Regions from separate parts of the Homo sapiens genome. Here region 1 is linked to region 2. A link is a contact called in ENCODE Hi-C data. All regions are on one chromosome and are shown on one strand. The core of a region is the stretch at or near the end of the contact, and the rest is flanking DNA. Distances in the headings are between cores, read along the strand shown. Region 1 holds the start of TEX261 (testis expressed 261). Region 2 holds the start of SNRNP27 (small nuclear ribonucleoprotein U4/U6.U5 subunit 27).

Evidence for each region. Hi-C counts contacts between places; a loop is a spot of excess contacts on that map. Pooled maps may share reads with other maps.
Region 1: a loop to region 2 is called in a map of CD8-positive, alpha-beta T cell, with 5 times the contacts of the local background. The contact joins the promoter of TEX261 here to the promoter of SNRNP27 in region 2. A Hi-C loop is called at or near these places in 2 of 168 maps with a recorded cell type or tissue (CD8-positive, alpha-beta T cell and naive thymus-derived CD4-positive, alpha-beta T cell), 1 of 37 single-sample maps with no recorded cell type and 6 of 50 pooled maps.

The regions. Positions count from the first base shown.
Region 1 is chr2:70,989,393-70,996,162 of GRCh38, reverse strand. TEX261 (testis expressed 261) reads left to right here and starts at 1,290. Exons shown (of 6, transcript NM_144582.3): 1 at 1,290-1,475; 2 at 2,388-2,467; 3 at 4,180-4,333; 4 at 6,347-6,414. The coding sequence starts at 1,406. RefSeq lists an enhancer at 479-528 and silencers at 1,069-1,598, 1,629-1,718.
Region 2 is chr2:69,890,187-69,897,012 of GRCh38, reverse strand. SNRNP27 (small nuclear ribonucleoprotein U4/U6.U5 subunit 27) reads right to left here and starts at 3,057. Exons shown (of 6, transcript NM_006857.3): 1 at 2,995-3,057; 2 at 1,799-1,919; 3 at 465-577. The coding sequence starts at 3,028. RefSeq lists enhancers at 1,562-2,496, 2,695-2,754, 2,497-3,432.

The sequences.
Region 1 (6,770 bases), core at 41-2,540, 1.1 Mb before region 2:
CAGCACCATCCATCTTCCCAAACTGAAACCCTGTATCCATTAAAAAGTAACTCCCCATTCTTTGTCCCCCAGACCCTGGCAAGCACCATTTAACTTTCTGCCCATGATTTTGACTACTCTGGGTACCTCATATGAGGGGAATCATACAATGTGTGTCCTTCCCTATTTGGCTTATTTCACTTAGCATCATGCCTTCAAGGTTCATTGATGTTGTAGCATGTGTCAGAATTTCACTTCATTTTAAGGCTAGATAATATTCCATTGTATGTTTATAGCACTTTATGTCTATCTTTTCGTCAACCGATGGACATTTGGGTTGCTTCCCTCTTCTGACCATTGTGAATAATGCTATGAATATTGGTATACAAATGTCTCTGCTTTCTCAGTTCTTTTGGGTATATACCCAGAAGTAGAATTGCTAAATCATACGGTAATTGTTTTTTTTAGGAATACGTATTTTTATGCAGGAAAAATATGATTCTGAAATAAGCCTACTAGACTCTTGTTCTACATACTTTATTTTGCATGCCTGTCTCCGCCACTAGATGGGAGACTTGTTGACAAGGACTAACCGGTTCCAGGTGCCCCTCAGGAACCCTCCCAGAGGTGTAGTAAATGCATCCAGCGCCTAGCGGACGCCCTGCGTGCCCGGCAAGGGGTGAGGTGCAGGCGATACAAAGGTGCAGAATGTACCCCAAAAGAACAGCCTAGAGGGGAATTAGGCCGGAGGATGACCGATTAAAATCACCCCAACTCCTGATTGTGCCGCTTCCTAGGTGCATGACCCAGGGCAACTTCCTTTGGCCCCGGCTTCCCCGTCTATAAAATGATTTACATTATCTGCTCAAATTTCCGACAAGAACACACCTCGCCTTTATCACAGAGCGTGGCACATATTAGGAATTCAATAATTTTGTCCCTATCACCTGCGATAGCAAGAGACAGACTTGTCCGCAACCTGCCGGGAGGCAGGTTCTGGGGAGGTTGCTGGGGCGCGGTCGGGCGGCCCTGTCCGGCCCTGGACCACCTCCAGGCTGGTACGGGAGTGCACAGGGAGGGACTGGAGGCTGCACTCCGAGCCCCAGTATGGGCGCTTGGTCGTCTCCGCCCCTGGGCACCGTCCCGCCTCCCTCTGGCTGCAGCGGTCTGCATTCATTCCCCTCAGTGGAGCGGGGGATCCTGGCGGGGCAGCGGCGGTTGGCCCTCCTCTCCGGCGGGCGGCGCTAGCGCGAGCCTGGCCCCGGGCAGCGCTAGGGCCGGGCTCCTCTCGGCGGCGGCGCACCGTCGTCCTGTCGTCCGCGGGGCGGGGACGCGGCGGCGGCGGCGGCGGTGGCGGCTGTGTGTCGCCGGAGCCGAAGCGCGCAGGCCCGTCCCGGTGGCCGGGGAGCGGGCGGGTGGGGGCGCCATGTGGTTCATGTACCTGCTGAGCTGGCTGTCGCTCTTCATCCAGGTGGCCTTCATCACGCTGGCTGTCGGTGAGACTGCACGACCCCGGCCCGCGCGGGCTCCCGCCCCGGCATCGGTGCTCGTTGGGGGTCGCATCGCGGGGGTTTCGGAGCCACTCGGGGGACCACTGCCCGGCGCTCCCGGCCTTCGCCGCCCCAACCCCTTCCCGCCTGATCCTGCCCCTCCTGTCGAGCCTGGCAGCCCGGCCTGACCGTGGCTCCTTCCAGGTGTCACAGAGTCCGCTCCGGCACTGCCCGAGAAAGGGTGACTCGAGTGCCGCCCCCGCGTCTGCGGACCGCTAACCGCTGCGGCTCCCACTCTTCGCGGGCCTGCCGCGCGGAACTTTTCCCCAACGCCTACCGCCGCCTTTGCGCCTCTGGCCCTTCATGCTCCCTGCTCTCTCCACCTTTGACACTTCTCCTCTGGCTGGTTCCCATTCGGCCTCAGTTGAGATGTCATCTTTTCCGGGAAGTCCACAGGGGTTGATGGTCCAGCAGTGCCCTGTCCTTTCCCTAAAGTAGCATTTCTCACACTAAACTCGTCTGTCTCTCCCTACTGTTCCCCTTCCCTTTCCCAAGCTGGGTCAGGGAAGGACCCTTGTCTGTCTTTTTCAGCTGTATTCTCAGCCCAGGGACCTGGCTCATGCCAAGTGCCCAGCAGGTGTTTATTGAATACGTGAAATTCCGTTTTCTGAGCCAGAGGTTATCATTGTACTGTGGCATCAAATGCAGACTTTCGTTGATTTTTATGAGATTTGTCCTTAGTTGCCCTAAGAAAGTTTTACTTCTCCAGACTTGGAAGGGCAACACATGGGATGTTTGGTTTGTTCTTGACCTTCTGGGGTCCATGAAGGGTGGATGGGGACTGGGCTGCAGAGAGAGGGGTGACCAGGATGGTGGGAGTGACCCTGGCTGATAGTCTCCCTGCCTCCCACCCTGCAGCGGCTGGACTCTATTACCTGGCAGAACTGATAGAAGAATACACAGTGGCCACCAGCAGGATCATAAAATACATGATCTGGGTAAGTGGCATCTTTCTCCAGGAGTCCTCCTCACTCTTTTGCCCTGCCTCAAAAGCAGGAAGTGGGGAGAGTTTGGCATGGATGATGAGGCCTGTGTCTCTGCTGTTTCCTGAGCATACACTCTTACCTCCTTGCCCTGAACGCTGTCTTTTGGGTCTGCACTCCTGGGCCCAGATCTTCCCTGGCCGCCTTCCCCAAGTGGCATTGTTTCACTGCAGGCCTTGTGCTCTAGTCCTTAAGGTGACAGCGAAGTGTACTTCTCTGTTGACAAGACCGTAGATTTGACTTTGCTTAGCTCTCTCCCGCTGTCTTTAGCCCTTTGCTCTGCTCACAGCATTTAAAACTTAGAGGAGCCATAAGACAGTTTTGCATATATGTTCATTGCCATCTTTCTAATCGGATCAAGTGATTTGTCCTAAGATCGGCACAGCTTCGCTGCCCTCGCCCTTCCCTGGTCTCATGGGAGGCTTCTCTTACTGAAGACACAGTCCTTGCCACTGATATCAAAGCCATAGGGGTGACTGCTGGTGGACAGACTTCCTTCAGCTGCAGGAAAGGCTGGGGGTAGGGGTGCCATTGGAGAGAAAGCGTCCACAGCCCCTCAAGTCGCCTGGTGTCAGCAGCCATGTGCACTCTGGGCATGGCTGAGGTTGGGAGTTCACAGTGGAGGCAAGACTATAGCCCTCAGCTCTGGTCCAGAGGCCCAGCTTGTGGGTGTTGGCACAGTAATTAGCCCTTCATTCAGCCAACTGTCATTTGCTAAGCACTGACAACTGTAGGTACTTATCAGTAGTGTTTTTCAAACTGTAGGCATGATTCATTATTTGGCTGTATAGTAGGTCACAATCAGCATTTTTTAAAAAAAGGAACATAAATAGAATTGAAATTTGAGCTTTGAATCATATATATGTATATATGTGTTGGGGTCACAGTGTAAAATGTTTTTCTTTTTCTTTTTTTTTTTTTGAGATGGAGTTTCGCTCTTATTACCCAGGCTGGAGTGCAGTGGCACAATCTCAGCTCACCGCAACCTCTGCCTCCTGGGTTCAAGCGATTCTCCTGCCTCAGCCTCCCGAGTAGCTGGGATTATAGGCATGTGCCACCATGCCTGGCTAATTTTGTATTTTTAGTAGAGATGGGGTTTCTCCATGTTGGTCAGGCTGGTCACAAACTCCCAACCTCAGGTGATCTGCCTGCCTTGGCCTCCCAAAGTGTTGGGATTCCAGGCGTGAGCCACCTCGCCTGGCAGATGTTTTTCTTACTGTGGGTTGCTGTCAAAAAGTTTGAGAAATGGGCTGGGTGCGGTGGCTCACACCTGTAATCCCAGCACTTTGGGAGGCCATCAGAAGTTTGAGACCAGCCTGGCCAACATGGCAAAACCCTGTCTCTACTAAAGACACAAAAATTAGCTGGGCGTGGTTGTGCATGCCTGTAGTCCCAACTACTCAGGAGGCTGAGGCAAGAGAATTGCTTGAATCCAGGAGATCGCGCCACTGCACTCCAGCCTGGATGACAGAGTGAGACTCCGTCTCAAAAAAAAAAAAAAAAATGTTGCCTTTTGGGAGCAGAGAACCTAGCTGGGGAGGCCAGACCTGTGAAATGAGGAGATTGAAGCATGAACCTAGTGCTGCCCAGAGCGGGCTGGGGGTTGGTGAGTCCAGGAACGTTGCCTGGAAGAAGCGCCCTGCACTGTCTGCCTCTGGTTGTTTCAGTTCTCCACCGCTGTACTGATTGGCCTCTACGTCTTTGAGCGCTTCCCCACCAGCATGATTGGAGTGGGCCTATTCACCAACCTCGTCTACTTTGGCCTCCTCCAGACCTTCCCCTTCATCATGCTGACCTCGCCTAACTTCATCCTGTCGTGTGGTGAGAGGGGACAGAGTTGGGGAGGCAGCTGATGTGGTTGGGTGTGCCCATCTCCATCCTGGGCACTAAAGGGGATACAGAAAAAGGAAGCCAGCTGTTGAAGTCCTCCAGGAAGCCAGGCTAGTTGGGAAGATGCGGTTCTTACTGCTGAGGACTCTAGAGCCCACCTTGGCTCTAGTGAATAGAATTTGTTGGGGCTGGGGACTCAGACAGGGAGGGCTTTCCCAGAGAGGTAAGTTTGAAGGAGAGTTTGGGAAAGAAGAGGTTGTGGATTGGCTGAGGCAGGGCCCCCAACTGAGCAGTTCCAGCCTCAAAAAAACCACTTGGCCAGAAAAAGCCCAAAGCCCTTCCGGTAGGCAGGCAGCTGTCCGTCCAGTCCTCTGACCCAAAGTCATTGTTAGGACTGGAGCCTCATGGGGCTGTGAGCACCTTGCAGACTCTGGCCTGGTGTGAATGCCTCCTGGGGGCTGCAGCTTCTCATCTCATTCTCACTGGCTGCCGCTGCCTCGGGCTTGAGCCTGGATGTGGAGGACCCAGTCTTCTTGGCGTTGCCCTGCCACCACTTTCTGACCCTGGGGAATCATTGGCCCTCTCTGGGCCTTAGCTTCTCCATCTATTCAGAGAGGATGTTTCTGAAAGAACTATTGGGAGACTCAGTGGGCATATAGTAGGTGCATATAGGTATTTACAGATATTCCTGGAAAAGGCTTCGGAAAGTATTTTGGTTGCCAAGATTGCCATTGCTCCTGTTCATCATTGCTGGCTACCCTAGCTTTCAGTCAGGGTATCAGATGGAGTTAGGGGTTTTTTAGAGTGACTTTTCTATTTCTATGAGAGAGCCTGGAGGGTGAATATTATCCACACAAAGGGCATATTGTTAAAGCCAAAACTGGTTTCTTCCTTGGGTGTGATTTCACCAAAGAATTTGTTCAGCAGAGGTTTGTTAGGGAGCCCTTCCATGGAGACCAGGCCCCTCTGTCCAGGGAAGAAGTCCTGCCCCCAGCCCCTCAGCAGCAGGCTCCCCTGACTTCACTCCCTTGATCTGCCCTTTAATGCCTAAAAGAGTTTTTCCAAAAGATCTTGTGGGCACCAGGCACTATCCTACCTCCCATTATCTCTTAGCCCTAGAGTGTGGCTAGGCATAGCAGAACTGTAGTCTTTGCCTTAGAATGGGAGAGGCAGGAGAGAAGAAAGGAGACATGAGAATTGCTGTGAGGTGTGTGTGAGGGGACAGTCAGTTTCAGGGGACATGTTCTTTCTGGTGCCTGCCCTTCACCTCACCATGGGAACCGGCAGGGATGACTGTCTCTTGAGCAGCCTGTGTCCAGGATATGCACACGTGCCCTCTTTTATAAACTCAGTTACACACCAAGGAGGGGTGGCTGTGTGTGTGTGTGTGTCCAGAACGTATCAGTTCACACCGGTATGCCTTACCTGGGGGCAGGATGAGGAGGGACCCCCTCCCCCAGAATGTTGAGGAACCTGAAGACTGCACCTCAAAGCATCTAGCAAGTCTTGCCCTTTTATTCCTGAGGAGTGAGAGCCTTTTTATTTGAGCAGGCCTTCTCCTTGCTGCCCAGTTTGTTTATTTGAGCAGGCCTTCTCCTTGCTGCGAGTTTGGAGTAGAGCCTCTTAGGGGCGTCTGGTCTGCACACCCATGATTTCTCCCCACCTGTCACTGTGGGAGAGCTTTCTTTAGCCCTCACATCCACGAAAAACGAGGTTCATCGTCATGATGCTTTGGATTATGTAACATAGAAGTCTCACTTTTATAACATGCAAAGAGCCTTCTTCTAATTTTACTCAGAATGCCCTGTGCAGTGGGCAGGTTGAGGCTCATTCTCCCATTTTAGCAGATGGGAAACGGTTCTAGGCAGTAGCCTACTCTGAGTTGAGTGTAAAGTCAGGCCTAAGACTCCATGGAGGCTCCCAACTTCTGAGGGCCTTTTGAAGTTAAAAGTACAGCTTTCTGTTATTCCCCTTAAACTGACTGACTCTTCATTCCCTCAACAGGACTAGTGGTGGTGAATCATTACCTAGCATTTCAGTTTTTTGCAGAAGAATATTATCCCTTCTCAGAGGTAAGAAGTGTCCAGCACATTCAGCTGTTAACAGGGACAGGGTAGTAAAAGGGAACTTGCATGGTTTACTTTATAAACTTAGCTATGATTTGAAACTGAATCTGTTCAAGGATTACATGTTTGAAAAAAACAAAACATAGATGGTTTGAGAAAGCTGTGTGGATGGGGACAGACTGTGCTCATTTGGCCGAGGTGGGGAGGACACTGCTCTTCCTCAGTGAGTCCTTTGGGTCCCCCTCGAGGGGTCATCCTGAGGTCAGGAAGGGGTACTAGGGTGACCTTCTCTGACACAGTCCTCACAGGGCAGGGATGGACTGCACCCCTGAGCCCCAGCTTTTCCCAGTGGCCGCCAAGGT
Region 2 (6,826 bases), core at 1,808-4,307:
ACCAGCAACTTGCTAGGGTGCAATTAAAACAAAATCTCAGGCTGGGCACGGTGGTTCACGTCTATAATCCCAGCACTTTGGGAGGCCGAGGCGGGAGGATCACCTGAGGTCAGGAGTTTGAGACCAGCCTGGCTAACATGGTGAGAACCCGTCTCTACTAAAAATACAAAAATTAGCCGGGCATAGTGGCGGGTGCCTGTAATCCCAACTACTCTGGGACGCTGAGGCACAAGAATTGCTTAAACCCAGGAGGCGGAGGTTGCAGTGAGCCAAGATTGTGCCATTGCACTCCAGTCTGAGTGACAAGAATGAAACTCTATCTCAAAAAAAAAAAAACCAAAAAAAACTCAAAACCATATGCAATGAATACTATAAAAGGCTTAACATTTAAATGTTCAAGATTAAACTTTTATAATTTTATCATCACTGTACTTTTCCTACAGTTATTTATCTAATAACATTACCAGTAATCTGCCGTTCTTTGCTCTTTGTTTCTTTTGTTTCTTTCTTTTCCTCATCTCTTCTTTCTTTCAGTCGAGAAGGGGAAGGAGATGTGGATCTATGTCGTCTTGGAGATCTAATATTTATAAGCAAAGATGTTAGAAACAGACAGACATATCAACTTTGTATCAATCAGCACAGATATACATGAGGTGAGCTCCACAGAACCACGAGTCATTCCGTATAGCAAAGTGAGGAAAAAGGTTCTGCCAAGGCCTTGATTGTTAACAAAAAAATTTTTTAATGTAGTTTACTGCTTAATCATCAGTTGCATTCAGTACAACTAGGGCTAGAAAGCTTTCTGGAAGGCAGAAAAATGTAAATTAAAAGTTTCTAACAACCACACACAAATATACAAAAAAGCTGACTTAAACAGCAATTGATGGTTATTAAGACTCAGAGCCAGGTGGGGCTTGGTGGCTCACGCTACTAATTCCAGCACTTTGGAAAGCAGAGGCAGGAGGATTGCTTGAGCCTAGGAATTCAAGACCAGCCTGGGCAACACAGGGAGACCCTCTCTCTCAAAAAAAAAAAAAACAAACCAAAAAAAAGACTCAGAGCCCATTTCTAATGTTCTTCCAAGATCATCCATTCTTGATTACATACTTGAATAAATCATTATCACCAAAAAGTTAATAAAAAAGAAACAACAGGCCGGGTGCAGTGGCTCACGCCTGTAATCCCAGCACTTTGGGAGGCCGAGGTGGGTGGATCACGAGGTCAGGAGATCAAGACCATCCTGGCTAACACGTTGAAACCCCGTCTCTACTAAAAATACAAAAAAAATTAGCTGGGTGTGGTGGCATGTGCCTGTAGTCCCAGCTACTTGGGAGGCTCAGCAGCAGAATTGCTTGAACCAGGGGAGGCAGAGATTGCAGGGGAGGCGGAGGTTGCAGTGAGCAGATTGCGCCGCTGCACTCCAGCCTGGGTGACAGAGCGAGACTCCGTCTCAAAAAAGAGGAAAAGAAAGGAAAAGGAAAAGAAAAGGAAAGGAAAGGAACGGAAGAAAGAAACAAAAATATAAAATACTTATTTCTTTTTCTTGCCAAGCACCATGCTCTGGGGTTTGCATGCATTATTTCTTACTTACTCTTTCAAGACAACTTTGTGATGTAGAGTACTATTAGCACCATTTAACCAAGGTGAATGTTAGCTTTAGAATAAGGTTGGATTAAGTTTCCTCCATTTCAGGAAACCGTAAATCCCCTTATAAGCGATGAAAACAAAGTTAAGAGCTGCGACCAGTTTCTTAGGGACTTTCGGTAAATAAAACTCTTGGCTTATTTTCTGCCCTTACCGGGAGCGTCTTCGGTGCGGGGATCGCGAGCGGCTCCTTCTCCGATCTCTCTCCCGAGACCTGGACCTTTCTCGGCGCCTGCGTTCTCTCTCCCGGGATGTGGACCGGGAACGCCTACGTTCTAATGCAAACGCACACAAATTGCAGAACTGATAATTACCTCAAATATCTAGAGCTGCGCCGTCCAGTAGAAAAATAATGCAAACCATTACTAGTCACATTAAAAAGGTAAAAAGAGGCTGGGAGCGGTGGCTCACGCCTGTAATCCCAGCACTTTGTGAGGCTGGCGGGCGGATCACAAGGTCAGGAGTTCGAGACCAGCCTGGCCAACGCGGCGAAACCCCGTCTCTAATAAAAATACAAAAATTAGCCAGGCGTGGTGGCACGGACGGGTAATCCCAGCTACTCGGAAGGCTGAGGCATGAGAATCGCTTGAACCCAGGAGGTGGAGGTTGCAGTGAGCTGAGATCGGCCACTGCACTCCAGCCTGGGCGGGCGACAGAGCGAGACTCTGTCTCATTAAAAATAAATAAATTGATTTAAAAAAAAAACGAATCAGGGGCAGAACCGAGGGTCTAAGTTAGATCTCCTAATGGAAGTCCAGGGTTCTTTACGTCGCGCTGCCTCATTTATGGGGCTGGTAGCCAGAAAACATTACGAAGTGAGCTCCCAGGACTCAAAATTCTTAATATCGATTTCCCTGTAATGACCTGGGCAGGAATCTAACATTTATTAAGTATTTAAGAACCAGGCAGAATCACATACTGTATGTTATGGGATGTGACATTAATTCTCACATCAGTTTTTAAAAGTTGGCAATACTACCCTCAATGACTCATTCTGGGAATTCGATTCAGAAAGGCTGAGTAGTGACTTGCCCACCGTCGCCCAGAAATTCAGCAAAGGAACTGAGGTCTAATTCTAAACCCACCGGCCACAGTGTAATAAAAGTTATTGTATGAAGGTGACAAAGACTTAATGAAACTAATTCAGAGACAAACAACTGCCTTCAAACCGGAGAGGGCGGGCTGAAGAGGGCAGGGCCCAGGTCTACGTTCCTTTATCCACCCCTCGCTCTCCGCCTGGGAAAAGGGCCCGCCTCTCTGCTACGCGGCTACCAAAAACAAAACAAAATAAAACAAAAGGGACAGGCCTCCAACAGAGCCCCATATCCTCCGAATTGCTACAGGACTCACCCCTCCGTGGAGAGCGGCTGCGACTGCGACCCATTTGGAGTCCCGCTTCCCGGAAACAACTGTGCAACAACTTCCGGGAGGGCCGGGAACCGAGCTTTTACCGCCGACCAGAAAACGTCAAAACGAGTTGCGAGGGTTCCGGTCTTCTTTGTTCACGGTGGGCATTAAAACATGCGATTTGGTGTTATTATAGAAATTCCTGGAAAATTCAGCCGTATACCCATTATCCTAACACAGCTTTCATTTTTCCCCCATTTTTGTCCACATGCACAAAATAGAGCAAACCAATTGTAAACATAGCATAGACAAACAGCTTATGTTCTTCCACTTTTCCACATAACATTCATAAGGAGTGAATATACCAAAGTTCACTGTCCATCTGCTTTATATTTTCTCATGCCAGCATTGAGAAGGCACCCAAAACCTCCTATGGGCTCTTGGAAGGAAAACTAAAGGCCCCAGATTCCATCCTACCCGACAAAGTACTTCCCCAAAGTTGCCTCTGTCCTCAGGGAAAACAACAACAACAACAACAAAAACTTTAGAATGTTCAAAACTACAAAAATTAGGAGAAAGACTGTCTTGCCCCAAGGCTGAACCGTCTGTGGTAGAGCATAAATATGCTTACCAGGAAAGACTCAAACCTCTATTTCTTATTTTATTTTATTTTGTTCCAGGGTACATTTGCAGGATGTGCAGTTTTGTTACATAGGTAAATGTGTGCCATGGTGGTTCGCTACACCTATCAACCCATTAAGCCTTGCATCTATTAAGCTATTCTTCCCAATGCTCTCCCTCTCCCCAGCTCCTCCCCCTACAGGCCCCAGTGTGTGTTGTTCCTCTCCCTGTGCCCATGTGTTCTCATTGTTCAGCTCCTACTTATAAGTGAGAACATGCAATGTTTGGTTTTCTGTTTCTGTGTTAGTTTGCTGAAGATAATGGCTTCTAGTTCCATCCATGTCCCTGCAAAGGACATTATCTCGTTCCTTTTTATGGCTGTGTAGTATTCCATGGTGTATACGTACCACATTTTTTTAATCCAGTCTATCATTGATGGGCATTTGGGTTGATTCTATGTCTTCGCTATTGTGAATAGTACTGCAGTGAACATATGCGTGCAAGTATCTTCGTAATAAAATTATTTATATTCCTTTGGGTATATACCCAGTAATGGGATTGCTGGGTCAAATGGTATTTCTGGTTTTAGGTCTTTGAGGAAACACCACATTGTCTTCCACAATGGTTGAGCTAATTTACATTCCCACCAACAGTGTAAAAGTGTTGAACCTCTGTTTCTAATCAAACCAACTCTTTTCAGTCAGCTCTCTCTAGAATTATCAAGTCTAGTGACCTGGCTTTTAAAATACAAAGAGCTGGGGGATGGAAAGGGACTTTATTAGGTTGGAAAAAATGCCCACCAATCACATAAATTTTTAATTAGATTTATACATTCAGAGTGGCCTGTTTAATACCTGTCCCAACCCAAACTTCCAGGAAAGATCCAGCCATGACATCTAGGATTTCTACCAACAGCCCCAACCCCCAGATGCCTTTGGAATTACCCTGGCAAAGCATGCACTAGGTGTAGAATGGGGAGGTTCAAGGGAGGTGCAGACCCCAGGGAAGAAGATTTAGGGACATCATTGGAGAAACACACCACTAATGATAGCCAGGCGTGGTGACGCATGCTTGTAATCCCAGCTACTTGGGAGGCTGAGGCAGGAGAATTGCTTGAACCTGGGAGGTTGAGGTTGCAGTGAGCTGAGACTGCGCCACTGCACTCCAGCCTGGGCGACAGAGTGGGACTCCGTCTCAAACAAAAAAAAAAAAAAAGAAAGAAGAAGCACACCACTAATGATTGAAGAAATTATCCACAGGAAAGACAGGATTTATGGGAAGCCTAAGGGGGTATGTACTAGATGTGTAAGAGAGGAAGAACATGGTGGCCTCAGGTGGTGGCTGAAAATACTCTTTCTTTCTCTTTCTCTTTCTCCTTCTCCCCTCAGGGCTGGGGTCTCATCTGATGAAAATGCTTTTTAAGAAACCCCTCACCCGGCGCGGTGGCTCACGCCTGTAATCCCAGCACTTTGGGAGGCCGAGGCGGGCGGATCACGAGGTCAGGAGATCGAGACTACAGTGAAACACCGTCTCTACTAAAAATACAAAAAATTAGCCGGAGGTGGTGGCGGGTGCTTGTAGTCCCAGCTACTCGGGAGGCTGAGACAGGAAAATAGTGTGAACCTGGGAGGTGGAGCTTGCAGTGAGCCGAGATCGCGCCACTGCACTCCAGCTGGGCGGTAGAGTGAGACTCCGTCTCAAAAAAAAAAAAAAAAAAAAAAAAAAAAAGAAACCCCTCTAGGACTAAAAATGATTGGAAGGTATGCTGGGGATCAGTTGAATACACAAAGATTTTTTGAATGCATGCGATGCACAGGACACTATACCCCTTTGGCACTAGATTGAAAAGATGAGTAAGACATGGTCCCTGCCTCAAGGAGCTTGCACTCTAGCTGTGGAGGCAGACAGAGGAAGACACCTCTTCACTGTAATGTGGTAATATAAAATATGCACAGTGTGCTAAGGTGACATGAAAGAAGGCTATTCAGCCTAATTTGTCCAAGAGGGTTTCCTGGAATAATAATAATAGCTAATACATACTGTGCTAACTAAATGCCAGGCACTGTTATAAAAATGTTTATGTACACACACATTCACACACAATTAGTTGAGCTGTGAGACTGAAAAGAATACATTGTCCAAGCGAAGAGTAGGAGTAGCAGCAATAGCAAAGGCACAGAGATGTGTCACATTATGACATACACAAGCACTGAAAGAGGTTTGATATTATCATCACTTTGAGTTCACCATGGCAGACCTTACCAAGTACCTGGGACTTTATCCTTACAGTTATGGCTGGCCACTGGAGCATTTCAGGCTGGGAGTGACCTGACCAGATTTGCATTTTAGATGATTCATCTGGATGCCAGATCTAAAGACCTGAGCCAGAAAGAACAAGTGGAGGGAATGAGGGGTTGTACTAAGGCAATGATAGAAGAGAATGAGAAAGAACAGAATCAGGAGACATTTGAGGAATAGCATGGCAGGTATTGGAGGCTAGTTAGATCCAGGCAGTGGGAAGAGAGAGAAGAAACGACTTCCAGGCAGGGCCAGCTTTATAGGCATGTGACCTGTGTAGTCACACAGGGTCCTGGGCATAGAAGGGCTTAATACTCAGCTTTTGCTACTCTTGAAATTCCTACTAATCTTTGAACAAGAGGTTCTGCAATTTCCATTTTGCACTGGGCCTAGTAAAAAGTGTATCTCATAGTGATGCCTACTGAAGTGAGAAAGTCACAATTTGTCAGTTTACTGCTTAACTGAGACACGATGGTGAGTCCATGTGGGAGACAGTGGAGAAGGCAGTAAAAGGGAGATCCCTTTTTTATGTGAGAGCCCCTCTGTCAGTGATTAGTATGGACCCTTCCCTGCCCCTAGATCCCGCCATATCCATTCAGGGGAATTCCTTTTGTACACGTTTGCTCCACAGCATGAGGACCTAGTTACACTTTTGCTTTTGATGACAGGGAGAACATGAATTTCATTTTAGAAGATTATTAAGTGTGAGGGACTTGAGGAACATCCAGATAGATATATTTTTGGTAGGCATCTGACCAGCTACAGACTGAGTCTGATAATTAGGGAAGCAATCTGGGCTAAAGATAGAGATGGTGGGGTGGGCACGGTGGGTTATGCCTGTAATCCTAGCACTTTGGGAGGCTGAGGTGGGCGGATCATGAGGTAAGGAGATCAAGACCATTCTGACTAACACGGT